Linked DNA regions of Homo sapiens: region 1 is linked to region 2. The links are chromatin contacts, found by Hi-C or POLR2A ChIA-PET in ENCODE. All regions are on one chromosome and are shown on one strand. The core of a region is the stretch at or near the end of the contact, and the rest is flanking DNA. Distances in the headings are between cores, read along the strand shown. Region 1 overlaps CUL2 (cullin 2). Region 2 has its middle 28 kb from the start of LINC02634.

Region 1 (3,773 bases), core at 1,088-3,587, 160 kb after region 2:
GTTTCTTCTGATTGTTTACAACCTGTAGCACATGTTTAATCTCAACAGAGATCAATGTGAAAATTCAACTTGCATGAAACTTAGTGGGAAAATCTCAGCTCATGTCCCCTCGATATGTTCTTATTTGACTCTAGCATTCAGTATTTTATGTTTGATGCAAACGATGTTAGATAAATTACTGGGTTATTTTCCCCTTGAAGTTCTGCATTCCCCATGGTCTAGGCATATTGAATTACTTGTAGTTTCCTAATGGCCCATGGTCTCTCCCATCTTCCTGCCTTTCCTGGTGCTGTTCCATCTGCCTGGATTGCTTCTCTTTCTTTTTCTATTTTTCTTTCTTTTATTTTGTCCTTTTTTTTATTTTTTATTTTTTGAGGCAGGATCTCACCTAGGCTGCAGTGTAGTTGCATGATCTCAGCTCACTGCAGCCTCAGCCTCCTGGGCCCTAGCAATCCTCCCACCTCGAACACCCTTCTCCCCAGTTGCTGGAACAACAGGTGTGCACCGCCATGCCTGGCTAATGTTGTTCATTTTTTGTAGAGATGCTGTCTCACTATGTTGCCCAGGATGGTCTTGAACTCCTGAGCTTAAGCAGTCCTCCCTCCTCAGTCTCCCAAAGTGCTGGGATTACAGGCATGAGCCACTGTGCCTGGCTAAATTAGTACTATTAAATTGGTGCTATTTGTGAACTTTTAGTAAATGTTGCAGCCTATTTAATATGTGTTTGTGTATGTGTGTGTAAAATGATATGAGTTAGTTAGTATCTCTGTTTTTTACAGAGGAAGAAAGCAATGCTGAGAGCATGATTTTGTTGAAGGTCACTCAGCTAATGAATCACAAAGGCAGGATTTAAACCCAGATCAGTCTGAATCCAAAGCCCATCCATTTAACCACTTCATTCTACCATAATCTTGTTCCAGAAACATGGTATTTCACTTAAGTAGATTCTATTCTCAATCTTCTTGTACAGGCATACTTTGGAGATGATGTGGGTTCAGTTCCAGACCACCACATGTAAAGGGAATATTGCAGTAAGACAAGTCACACAAGTTGTTTGGTTTCCCAGTGCATATAAGTTATGTTTATGCTATACTGTAGTCTGTTAAGTGTGCAGTAGCATTGTCTAAAAAAATGTGCACAACTTAATTTAAAATTACTTTATTGCTAAAAAAAATGCTGTTGATCATTTGAGCCTTCAGCAAGTTGTAATCCTTTTGCCAGTCTTCTTACCTCGGTGTTGATGGCTGCTGACTGATCATGGTGGTGGTTGCTGAAGGTTGGGGAGGCTGTGGCAATGTCTTAAAATAAGACAACAATGAAGTTAGCTGCATCAGTTGACTCTTTCTTCACAAAAGATTTCTCTCTAGGGTGCAATGCTGTTGGATAGCATTTTACCTGCAGTAGAAATTCTTACGAAATTGGAGTCAGTCCTCTCAAACCCTGCCACCACCTTATCAGCTAGGCTTATGTAATATTTGAATCCTTTGTTGTCATTTCAACAATGTTCATACCGTCTTATTAGGAGTAGATTCTGTCTCAAGAAACCACTTTCTCATCCATAAGAAGCAACTCCTTATCCATTCAAGTTATATCATGAGATTGCAGCAATTCAGTCCCATCTTCAGGATCCACTTCTGAGTTCTCTTGATGTTTCCACCACACCTCCAGTCACTTCCTCCCCTGAAGTCTTGACCCCCTAACTCATCCATGAGGGTTGGAAGTGTTAACTGAATTGAGTGACTGAGGCAGCTGTCTCAATCAAGGTTTATTGAGCTAGCTTAAGGATGCTCCCAGGAAAAACGCAAGGCACAGATGCATCTGTGGCTGTTTTGTCCAAAGAGGTTCTTAGGAGGGTTAGTGTTTATACATTTTCCTTAAAACATGAGGGGTGGTGGCAGTGAGGCAAATGGTTACCTACTTGTGAGACTAATTAATGCCCAGTAAATCTACATTTTATATAAGATAAACCTTTGAAGCAAAAGGAAATAGAAGAAGAAAACAGTTGTGCAGACATCTCAGGGAAGGAATGATTACTCTCATCTTGCCTTTGCTCTGTGCCTGGGAATTATCAGCTAAGAATCGACACTTATCAGGTGGATGCTAGCAGACCTTAGGTTTTAGGAACTAGACTTTAGACTACAGATCTGGAGTTACAATGGACCTGTCCTTGTGTTATGGGAGGATTTACATTTTAATGGTTTCGAGGCTAGCAAAGAATTTACGAATGAGTGACTTTTTGAGGCGGGTTAGTCATCAGGAAATGGCTGAGGCTTTTTGCCTTACCACGGGGGTCTGGCTAATATATAATGTTTCGACACAAACTTGTAAGAGTTATTCGTCCAGGAAGAGGATGGCCATTTAGCATGACTCAGCCTCCAAGGTTAAATTCCTGTTTTGGCATAGGAGTTTTGGGAATCCTGAGATTTTATTTCCCTTTATAGAATCAGCATCTTCTAATCACCTGTTCATAATGATATTTAGACCTTCTCCCATGAATCATAAATGTTCTTTTTTTAAAAATTTTATTACTAATTTTTGGGACCGAGTCTCGCTGTTTCCCCGGCTGGAGTGCAGTGGCACAATCTTGGCTCACTGCAGCATCCGCCTCCCAGATTCAAGTGATTCTCCTTCCTCAGCCTCCTGAGTAGCTGGGATTACTGGCACGCGCCACCACACCTGGCTAATTTTTGTATTTTTTTTTAGTAGAGATGGGGTTTCACCATGTTGGCCAGGATGGTCTCGAACTCCTGACCTCGAGTGATCCACCTGCCTCAGCCTCCCAAAGTGCTGGGATTACAGGCGTGAGCCACTGCGTCCAGCCCATGTCTTTATTAAGAAGCAAATATGTGGTTAATAAATTTGATTGTAAAATACTACAGTGACTTATAAAATAAGAATGGTGTCCATATTAAAATGAAAAATGGCACTGTTTATATTTTAAATTGTGACTTTATTTTCTTTTTTTCTTTTTTTTTTTTTTCAGACGGAGTCTTGCTCCGTCGCCCAGGCTGGAGTGCAGTGGCACGATCTCGGCTCACTGCAACCTCCGCCTCCTGGGTTCAAGTGATTCTCCTGCCTCAGCCTCCTGAGTAGCTGGGATTACAGGCAACCACCACCATGCCTGGCTAATTTTTGTATTTTTTTAGTAGAGACGGGGTTTCACCATGTTGGCCAGACTGGTCTCCTGACCTCAGGTGATCTGCCTGCCTCAGCCTCCCAAAGTGCCAGGATTACAGACATGAGCCACCGTGCCTGGCCATGACTTTATTTTAAAACATTGTATTTCAAGCTTAAATTTACCAAGAGTAAAAATCTGCAATAAGAAAGACATAGTTAATGTAAGTTAGTTTAAATTTTATTCTGTGAGGAAAAGATAATACTGGTTTGTCTTTGCAGATACAAAGCATGTAAAGCTGCACTAAATCAATACCTGGCTCAAGAATATACATCTAGATCTTTGGAATGGATTAGTGAATGCAGGCCTGATCTGCAGATTTAGCATCTGCTTCTATGCTAGGCAGTTTACACTTATTATGTAGGTAAAGGAAGCTCCTGTAGAATTCTGAATAGGAAAGTAACATCCTGACAGCAGAATTTTTAGATGAATTAAAGATGCCAGAAACTGAAGTAGAGCCCAGTCATAAAAGTGTTCCACATAATCGGGGCAGAGGGTCAGCAAGTAGATTGGAAGTCAAAGGAAGTAGTGAGAGGAAGTGATGCATACTTTAGGAAGACAGGAAGACTGACTGATTAAAGCAGGCAAAATGGAAGGA
Region 2 (3,893 bases), core at 207-2,706:
GCAGTTAAAGCAAAACCGGTAATTTTGCTGAGAAAAGATGGATTCATTTTAAAGTCACTTACTTGCTAAAACTATGTGGCCTGGAAGTAATGTCTAAAGTTCTTATGTCAAATAATTCAATCTATTTGCAATTAACTGTGTACTCTTAGAGAAAACTCTATAGTTTAAGGATTCCCAAACCTTGTCAAATTATTGCCCCTCCCCCACAGTTAACCCAAGACTCCCCAGAGTTACTGTGAATATAATTCACCAAACTAGATCAGAGAAAACTGCCCTTAATCCCTTGCCCCCATAGGGCTTGGCATACACTTGGAGAGTCCATGGCAGAAAAGAAATACCACCCGTTGAGTTTTGAAATGTTCACAGACTAATGTTTCTAAGAAAATACGCCGTTTGGAAGTCACACATACACTAGGTGGCGCTGTGGCTGTGACATTAAACAGTCTGTGTGCTGGATAAATGCTGGGTAAGAGCATCCATGACTTAAAGGAAAATTAGGCTAGGCCCAACCCCAGATCATAGAGTTCAGTGTTCTCCAACACTAGAGTGCTTCAGAAACATGCCAGGAACTTGAGCCTGGCGTGGTGGTGGCACATGCCTGTGGTCCCAGCTATTCCGGGGGCTGAGGCAGGAGGATCGCTTCAGCTCAGGAGGTGGAGGCTGAGGTGATCTGTGATTGTGCCACTGCACTCCAGCAGGGGCAACAGAGCAAGACCCTGTCTCAAAAACAAACAAACAAACATGCAAGGAACTGGTTAAAAATACAAATTCCCAGACCTACTGAATGAAAATTCCAGAGGTATGGAACACAAAACAGAAGACACAAACAGGCACACTCATGCTATCCTCTCCCGGGCAGCCCACTTTCATCCAAAGCCTCCTTATTTGGGCTTCTCACCTCCTCAAAAGTCTATCAGTAGTGGCTGGGCTTAGTGGCTTATGTCTGTAATCCCAGCACTTTGGGAGGCCAAGGCGGGTGGATCCCCTGAGGTCAGGAGTTCGAGACCAGCCTGGGCAATATGGCGAAACCCTGTCTCTACTAAAAATACGAAAATTAGCTCAGTGTGGTGGCATGTGCCTGTAGTCCCAGCTACTCATGAGGCTGAGGCAGGAGGATCACTTGAACTCGAGAGGCGGAGGTTGCAGTGAGCCGAGATTGCACTACTGCACTCCAGCCTGGGCGACAGAGCAAGACTCTGTCTCAAAAAAAAAAAAAAAAAAAAAAAAAAAAAAAAAAAAAGGGTATCAATAGTAAACTGTGTTTTAAAAGGTAGGGTTCATTCCTAAGTTAAGCCTCACGCTGGTCTGCTGTAAGTCAGCGCTTCTGAGAGCTCCACAAACGTTGAAAGCAAGAGCTCTTGTACATCTTGTTAACAGCCTTTTGTCCTAGAAAATGACTGAACCACAGGTCAAGCATCCTTCATAAAGTGAGGTGGCTGAGATAGATCTGGCAGAGTTCCTGTGTCCTCCAGCTGTCACAGAGACCAGCTGGACTTTTGCATAGTAAGTGACGGGGTTTTCCTTCCAGCTTCCGTCCATTCAAACCACAGGGACAAATCCTTCCTCAGAAAGCTATGCTGCACAAAAGCTGGTTGAAAATCCAGTTTATAGAAAAATAGAGGCATCACAGTAATATAAAGATTATCACACTAGTTCAGAGATCTGAGTATTTCTAGTCTATTGTCAATAGCTGGCAATATTTAAGTAAATCAATCTGAAATTTGGTTTTCTTGTCTATAAAATGAAAGGAGTAAATTACACCTGTTGGTCAGTCTCAGTGGCTCATGCCTGTAACCCCAGCACTTTGGGAGGCCAAGGCAGGTGGATTACTTGAGCCTAGGAATTCAAGATCAGCCTGGACAACATGGCAAAACCCCGTCTCTACAAAAAAACACAAAAATTAGCCAAGCGTAGTGGCGCGTGCCTGTAGTTCCAGCTCCTTGGGAGGCTGAGGTGGGAGAATCGCTTGAGCCTGGGAGGCGGAGGTTGCAGTAAGCCAAGATCGTACCACTGCACTTCAGCCTGGGTGACCGAGCATGAGACTTTGTCTCAAAAAATAAATAAATAAAAATTAAAAAATTACACCGGTGAGACCTCTTTTAGCTGTAAGATTCTATTTCAATGAGCATAACTGTGACTTTGATGTTCCAATAGCTAGCTAGTCCTTAGTCCTTAAACTGTAGAGTCATTTTTTCCTGATCAGCATCAGGGATTTGAAAAACCAGAGAGGAGCGAAAATGTGCTTTTGTGCATTTGAACAGGAAGGTCTGGGTGTTCCCACACATAGCCACTCAGAGCCACAGAGCTCTCTCTCTCTGCAGCCACCACCTGCTTGAGTCATTGCCAGCAAGTGTTTCTTAACACTTTCCTGCCTTTGGGTCCAGACTGGGTGAGAACCGCCAGGACAGAGGCTTGCTGTCCTGGTTCTGCACTTGGTCCTGAGCCATGTGACCTTTGGCAAGCTACTGAACTTCTCTCCAAGCTTGCTTCCTCATCTGCAAAATGAGGATAATGGTAACAGCATCAACACTTGTTGGGCTGCTAGGAGAATTAAATGTGGAAGCCCCTTGGCGCAGGGTGAGCACTCTGTACACGGTAGCTGTTATTCTTGACTGCCATGACTACGTGGCTGTAGCATCTGTGGAGCTACATACACACCTGGAAGAAAGCAAGCCCAGGATGGTAACGTCAGGGTTGCCACAGCCCTAGGTCCCAAAGCTGCCCTGTCTCCTCCTGGACTTCTTACAAATGCAGCCTCACTTATTGACTTGAAGGAGTGAATGAACATGCTGACTCCCATGTTGCTTTCTGGAAACTCCGCATCACATGGCCCTGAAGATGGGACAACTTAAGGATACAGACAACATGATCAATGAATCATGTATGTATCGTAGCTGGGACTACAGGTGTGCACCACCATGCTTGGCTAATTTGCTTAATTTTTTTTTTTTTTTTTTTGTGGAGACAGAGTCCCACCATGTTGTCCAGGCTGGTCTTTAATTCTTAGCTTCAGGCAATCCTCCTGCCCCAGCCTCCTAAGGTGCTGGGATTACAGGTGTGAGCCACCATGCCCAGCCAAGAAAATGGATTTATATAGAAAAAACCTTCCCACAAAGCATAAAGATTAAAATATACCATGCTTGAGTAGTTCAGAATCAAGTCTGTGTCTTTAAGATGACCTTAGAAAAGATGAATCATGGCCAGCGTGGTTGCTCACGCCTGTAATCCCAGCACTTTGGGAGGCCGAGGTGGGTGGATCACCTGAGGTCAGGAGTTCAAGACCAGCCTGGGCAACATGGCAAAACCCTGTTTCTACTAAAAATACAAAAATTAGATGGGCGTAGTGGCACACACCTGTAATCCCAGCTACTCGGGAGGCTGAGGCAGGACAATCACTTGAACCCAGAGGGCAGAGGCTGCAGTGAGCCAAGATCGTGCCACTGCACTCCAGCCTGGCACATCTAAACTTCTGAGAACCATGGTATACTACCATACGACAGTCATTGCATTACAGCCAGCCAACTGGCAACAGCTCTGCCTGCCTCACACGTCAAAGCGGCCTAATTATTTTTGGTGTAGACTAGAACAATCAAGTTGGTTTCACAAGTCATGATATTTTTTAAAGGTGTACTGTTAGGCACATGGGAAATAGCATGTTTTGGACGTAAGTTTCTTCATATGAAGAAAACTGAGAAGTGTGGTTGAACAAGGAATGAGGCATCTGGCACTCAAACAGCTGCCGTTCATGCACAGTATGTTGCTGATGTCCATGTTCTCAGTTTCAGGCATGCCTCATGGTCACACGTTTAAATACTAGCAGGAGTTCATTTTCTTAATGTTCCCATCTCACATGACTTAGTGTTATGAAGTACCTAGTTACACAGGACAGAGAA

Evidence for each region. Hi-C counts contacts between places; a loop is a spot of excess contacts on that map. ChIA-PET counts read pairs that join two places held with the same protein, here RNA polymerase II (POLR2A). Pooled maps may share reads with other maps.
Region 1: a loop to region 2 is called in a pooled map, with 2.0 times the contacts of the local background. The contact joins two enhancer-like sites. A Hi-C loop is called at or near these places in 1 of 50 pooled maps. POLR2A ChIA-PET finds 5 or more read pairs at or near these places in 4 of 52 experiments (CD8-positive, alpha-beta memory T cell, OCI-LY7, activated T-cell and 1 more).

The regions. Positions count from the first base shown.
Region 1 is chr10:35,056,860-35,060,632 of GRCh38, reverse strand. All of the region lies in intron 4 of CUL2 (cullin 2), which reads left to right. Among named protein-coding and RNA genes, the nearest start is that of MIR3611, 21 kb to the left of the region's middle. Within about 2 kb of position 2,337, at least 4 of the 41 ENCODE cell types and tissues checked have a DNase peak (open chromatin) inside an H3K27ac peak, as active enhancers do.
Region 2 is chr10:35,215,177-35,219,069 of GRCh38, reverse strand. No RefSeq gene overlaps it. Among named protein-coding and RNA genes, the nearest start is that of LINC02634, 28 kb to the left of the region's middle. RefSeq lists a silencer at 326-375. Within about 2 kb of position 1,456, at least 13 of the 41 ENCODE cell types and tissues checked have a DNase peak (open chromatin) inside an H3K27ac peak, as active enhancers do.